Linked DNA regions of Homo sapiens: region 2 is linked to region 1. A link is a contact called in ENCODE Hi-C data. All regions are on one chromosome and are shown on one strand. The core of a region is the stretch at or near the end of the contact, and the rest is flanking DNA. Distances in the headings are between cores, read along the strand shown.

Evidence for each region. Hi-C counts contacts between places; a loop is a spot of excess contacts on that map. Pooled maps may share reads with other maps.
Region 2: a pooled map of heart left ventricle shows a loop between it and region 1 (3-fold over the local background). The contact joins the promoter of TRIDDENT here to the promoter of ZSCAN10 in region 1. A Hi-C loop is called at or near these places in 2 of 50 pooled maps.

The regions. Positions count from the first base shown.
Region 1 is chr16:3,097,969-3,100,709 of GRCh38, reverse strand. It overlaps ZSCAN10 (zinc finger and SCAN domain containing 10), which reads left to right and starts at 1,416. Exons shown (of 6, transcript NM_032805.3): 1 at 1,416-1,520. RefSeq lists a silencer at 394-453 and an enhancer at 614-663.
Region 2 is chr16:3,949,098-3,951,838 of GRCh38, reverse strand. It overlaps TRIDDENT (TRIM28 interacting DNA damage repair enhancing non-coding transcript), which reads left to right and starts at 1,395. Exons shown (of 2, transcript NR_120311.1): 1 at 1,395-1,567.

The DNA of each region.
Region 1 (2,741 bases), core at 167-2,666:
AATAAAATAAAATAAGTGGAATTGGGAAAATTACAATTTTAAAAGAAACAAAAATTTTTAGTAGAGATGGGGTTTCACCATGTTGTCCAGGCTAGTCTTGAACTCCTGACCTCAGGTGATTAAAGAGGCTGAGTGCGGTGGCTCATGCCTGTAATCCCAGCACTTTGGGAGGCCAAGGCAGGTGGATCACCTGAGTTCAGGAGTTCAAGACTAGCCTGGCCAAAATGATGAAACCCCATCTCTACAAAAAAAAAAAAAAAAAAAAAAATGAACCGGGCATGATGAGACAGGCCCCACGCCTCTCGCTTCCGAGACTGTAATGGCTGCCTGGTCCCGCCAAGGCCACACCCGCTCCGGCGCTACAGCACCCCGCCCCGCCCCGGACACGCCCCCTCCGTCCCTACAGAACCCCGCCCCGCCCCTTGGCCTTCAGGCCCACTTCCCTGGGGGCGGGGTTTTCTGGCCCCGCCCCTGAACAAACTATGGAGTGGGAGGAGCCCGCGACTGGGAGAGCGAGGCGCGGGACGCGGGGAATGCAGAGCAGACCAAGGAGAAAGACCGTCGTACGAAGGGAGCACTAGACAACTGAAGTAGGAACAGGATGAGCTCAGGTGTTAAGTGCAGGAAAACAAAGACCCGTCAGATGAGCCAGTCAGGAGGGTCCTGGCCCCAACGGACCGAGGGGTCTAGGCCGGGGGAACGGCCAACACCTGAGAGGTGGTCCTGGCTCCCCGGGGGCTCAGAACGCTCAGGAAGGCACCAGCTGCAGCCAAGGGCACAACCCAAGAAGGCACCTTAAGCACAGGGATGGAATTAGTTTGGGGCCAAACGCTGTTGGTTAGGTCACTTCCCTCCCGGGGAGCCCTTGCTTCGTCATCGGTAAAGTTGGGACAAAAGCCACCTGGCAGGACTTGGGAGGACTTTAGGTGACCGTGTAGATGGAGCAAACTCTGCCCCATCACATCCTCCTCTTCCATTTTTTCCTAGCACCGTCGCTGCTCCTTTGCCCTAGAATGTAAGCCCCTGAGAGCAGGGCCTCATTCCTTCAGTTTCTCTCTGTGTCCTTAGCCCCTGCTTTGTAACAGTGCCTGGCACACAGGAGGCCATTGCAAAGAGTAGTCACGTGAATGAAAAGCCTAGCAAAGAAGCCAGCACACTGTGGGCATTTAAAAATGGCAGCTCTTAGCCCAAAGGAAAGACGGGCAGACCTGCAAGGGGCACCAGGCCAGTCTTGATTTGGGAGGTGGTTACACTCTCACACAGGCTGGGATTGAAATCTGGATTTCTCACTTTGTCTTCATGTCACTGGCCCCGCCCTCTTCCCATCCCGCTCCCAAACTGGGAGCTTAAGGGTTAACTCTAGGAAGCCCCTCATCACCTGGATGGGATGGGACTGGGGCAAGGAACTTCCTGTTCCATTTTCCCAGAGCCCTTCCCCAGGCTGGCGGAGGCTGGCTTTGGCCCTGGAGTCCTCAGAAAACCCCCCAGCATCTCTGCCTGTGTAGTGGGGACTCCGAGTGGTGAGTTGGAGGGAGGTCGGGGTGCAGGCTGCCAGGACGGGTGCTAGGAGCTCGCAGCAGCTTGGAGAGAGCAGGGGAGGCTCCAGGCCTTGGTGCTGGGGTGGGGGCTGGAAGAGTCTTGGGAGGATGTAGAGGGTCTGCTGGGGAGCCTCGTGCCAGCCAGCTTGGTGGACCTGTCGCGATGGGGGCGTTGGGGACGAGGGAGATCGCAGAACTTCCTGTGACATTGAAGAAGGCTGGCTTCACGTGCTCCCAGGTGGACTGATGGGCCTTGTCCACTCAGCCCAGCACGCGGAGGGAGGCCCCTCCAACAAACAACAAATCAGGCAGCTGCCAACTGTGTCCAGGGAGAAAGGGAGTGTTCCCGGCTGAGGACCCCACCTTTGCCGCCTTCCCCAACTCTGGGCTCTCAGGTGACCTGGGTGGGTCTCGTGGCAGCACCTCCACCCCGGGCTCCAAATTAAGCTGCTCAAATGTTGGATGGTGGCTGTAGAGCCTCTGCCTGCCTCCCTACCCAGCCCACCCCCAACAGAGGTGCATATTAACAGAGCTTTTGTCCTGGAGATCTGGGGGGAGGGAGAGATTCTCTGAAGCCAACTTGTCTCGAATTCCACCTCTTTGAAACCTTTTGGAGAGATCTCACCTGGAGATTCCGGCCTCCCTGTGTGGCTTGCCCTGAGAGCTGAAATTTGGAATCTTCATTTTTTTTCTGTTTCATGCTGTGATATTTCGGCTAAGGCTAGGAAAATGGCACAGAGCAGGATGGAGATCAGTTCCTTTTCTGTTTCAGAGCTTTGGCACTGTGTTCTAGACCTACACTCTCAGCCTAAAGCAAACCTTGGCTCCACCTGGTGTGACCCTGAGCATGTCACCAAGTGCAAAGCTTGGTCTTTGCACTTGGCAAAGGGAGAAGTGATTGTTTCGTGCGTGGGCTGGACTGGGATGAAATGAGCTTAATCGCCAGACACTCAGTACCTGCCCGCTGCTCCTGCACGGCAATGGATGAGCAGTGATTAGTTTTCTTGTTATTTTGTGCATGCTACTAAAAACCAGTGAAACGTAATCCCATTTTCTTCCCCCTCCCCCACTCTTTTTTTTTCTTTTCTTTTCTTTTCTTTCTTTCTTTCTTTTTTTTTTTTTTTTTTTTGAGACAGGGTCTTCGCCTTTTATCCAGGCTGGTGTGCAGTGGCGCGAACATGGCTCACTGCAGCTTTGACCCCC
Region 2 (2,741 bases), core at 146-2,645, 850 kb before region 1:
TTTTGTTGTTGTTGTTGTTTAATTTCAGCCCAACTGTTTAGAAAGAAAATTCTTGCTGTCTTTACCACTTTGTGCTGCACAGGGAGGTGGGAAGGAGGATGTTAGACGTGCGTATTAACAAATGCTCTTATGGCTACATTTTTTGGTCCATGCAAAAAAAAAAAAAAAAAAGTTCGTCTTTTTTTTATCCAGTTATCAAACTTGTGTAAAAATAAGAAAGTATATCCTTAAATAGAATTGTGCCCTGGAAGGAACCCAGATGGCTCTCTTGAGATTAAAATAGTCATCCCAGCCGGGCACGGTGGCTCATGCCTGTAATCCCAGCACTTTGGGAAGCCAAGGCAGGAGGACTGCTTGAGGCCAGGAGTTTGAGACCAGCCTGGCCAACATGGTGAAACCCCCTCTTTACTAAAAATAACAAAAATTAGCTGGGAGTGGTGGTGGGTGCCTGTAATCCCAGTGACTCGGGAGGCTGAGGCAGGACAATCACTTGAACCCAAGAGGCGGAGGTTGCAGTGAGCCGAGATCACGCCATTGCACTCCAGCCTGGGCAACAAGAGCGCAACTCCGTCTCAAAAAAAAAAAAAAAAAAACTTAGGGACATCATTCTCAGTTTTTTTTAAAGGGTACTAGTTTTAGTTTTGATTTACCAATTTATGTTTCCGAGACGTTTTTTCAATGAAGTGAGTCACTTTTGAACTATTGTGAGGCACTCATTCTAATTTCATGGCTCTCAGTTTACAGGAACATAACATTTGATGCCAATGAAATTCATTAGAATTCTGCGCTATCCTGTGAACTGCGTGCCCATCTGTCTTGTATGTGTTTCCAGGGGTGGCTTACAATGGTCTTCGCCATGTACTGGATGGACGTGTACTTATTATGAATCCTCACACCCTGAGACCCAAGAGGATCCCTCGTAAAACAAGGCCATATCTGATTTGGATTAAAATCCCCACGGAGAACCTGATGTCACCCAGGAAAGTGCACGTCTCCTTGCGTGCTCTTGAGAAACGGTTGAGAAAACAGTCCTTCCAGCTCAGTAAATACCATTTTCTTTCTGTCTGCTCACCACCCTTGCATTTGCAATAAACCTGACAAAAACTTCCAGAGCGAAAATAAGAATGTTCATATTTGAAGGAGATGTTGGCAGACGGCCACAGACTTCAAGTACGCAAGCTCATTCCGCTCTTGCTTTTCTGCCAATAACTCCTTGGCCTCCGCGCACTCTGCACAGGCGGGGCCTGAGGACGGATCATGATCGTGTCCGATGATCACGGACCCGCCGGAGACTCTCAATGGAGAGGCGATGAGTCACAGCCAAGCGAACTTTCTCTGCTCCTGAACAAATTGCTTCTCCTCGTCGTCCCACTCCAAACCTAGAGGTGGGACAACCCCAGCATCCTGGGCGTGAACGCACCCAGCTTGATTGTCACATGGGGAATAGAGACCTCGCGCCTGCCTGGCATAGGCCAACCCAGTAATGTTCATTTAAAGCTGGCTTTACTAGTCCTTCTTCCACAATGAGAGGTGACCCTTCACTTCACCGAGAAAGGAAGGAAGAAAGGTAGGTGCAGGGAGGAAGTGGTGGGGCGAGGGGAGATGGCCTGAGTGGGGGTGAGAAGGAACGAGAAACAGGAAGGAGTCAAATGCCTTTACTGCTTTTAAAGTGGATTTGACGGCCAGTAGGATTACAGGCCGGGCGCGGTGGCACACATCTGTAATCCCAGCACTTTGGGAGGCCAAGGGGCGTGGACTTGAGGTCAGGAGTTCAAGACCAGCCTGGCCAACATGGTGAAATCCTGCCTCTACTGAAAAATACAAAAACAGGCAGGGTGTGGTGGCACACACCTGTAATCCCAGCTAGTCAGGAGGCTGAGGCACAGGAATCGCTTGAACCCAGGAGGCAGAGGTTGCAGTGAGCTGAGATCACGCCACTGTACTCCAGCCTGGGCGACAGAGCGAGACTCTGTCTCAAAAAAAAAAAAAAAAAAAAAAAGAATTAAGTTCGTCTCACCTTGTCCAAAAGCCATGGACACAGTTGAGATCACCTCAGGAGACCAAGGGACCAGCTCAGCAAGGGCAGGCCCCTCCCCACAACAACGGGTCCTGGAATGTTCCAGAAACATTTTAAAAATTGTGTTGTATGATATTTGTCAACGAACTCAGCCTCTACTGTCCCCACTCTTCTCCTGGTTGGCTGGACACAGCCGGACCCTTGGAAAGTGGGTGGGGGTAGGGAGAGTGGTCCCAGGAGTAGGGCCAAGGGCGGGAGGAAGGGGCTGATGACAGAGGCTATAAATAGCCAGGCAGCTGCTTGGCAGCTGGTGCAGGGAATTGTCTGGACGAGGGGATGGCGTCCAGGAAGGGAACAATGAAACGGCACCGGTCAGAGAGCAAACAGAGAAGGAGGCGGTGGGGTGAGGGCGCAGAGTCGCTCTGGTCCTTCCTCCCCGACTGGTGTGACCCTGCGCTTTTGGGGGCGCAGAGGGGAACCCTGGACAGCTCTGGAGGCAGCAGAGGGAGCCTCGTGCTTCACCTCCTTGGCCCAGAACCCACATCTGGCTCAGGACTGGACAAAAGAAAGACAGCCTGTCACCTAAGCTTTTGCATCGGAGGAGTCTGCCTGCTGGGGCGGTCGTGTTGTTTGCGCGTCAGTGTGGGCAATATTTTTAAACCCTTTAAGTTTTTGTTGGGGTGCAACTTCCATCAGTAAAGTGCACGTAGCTCGGTGAGTTTTC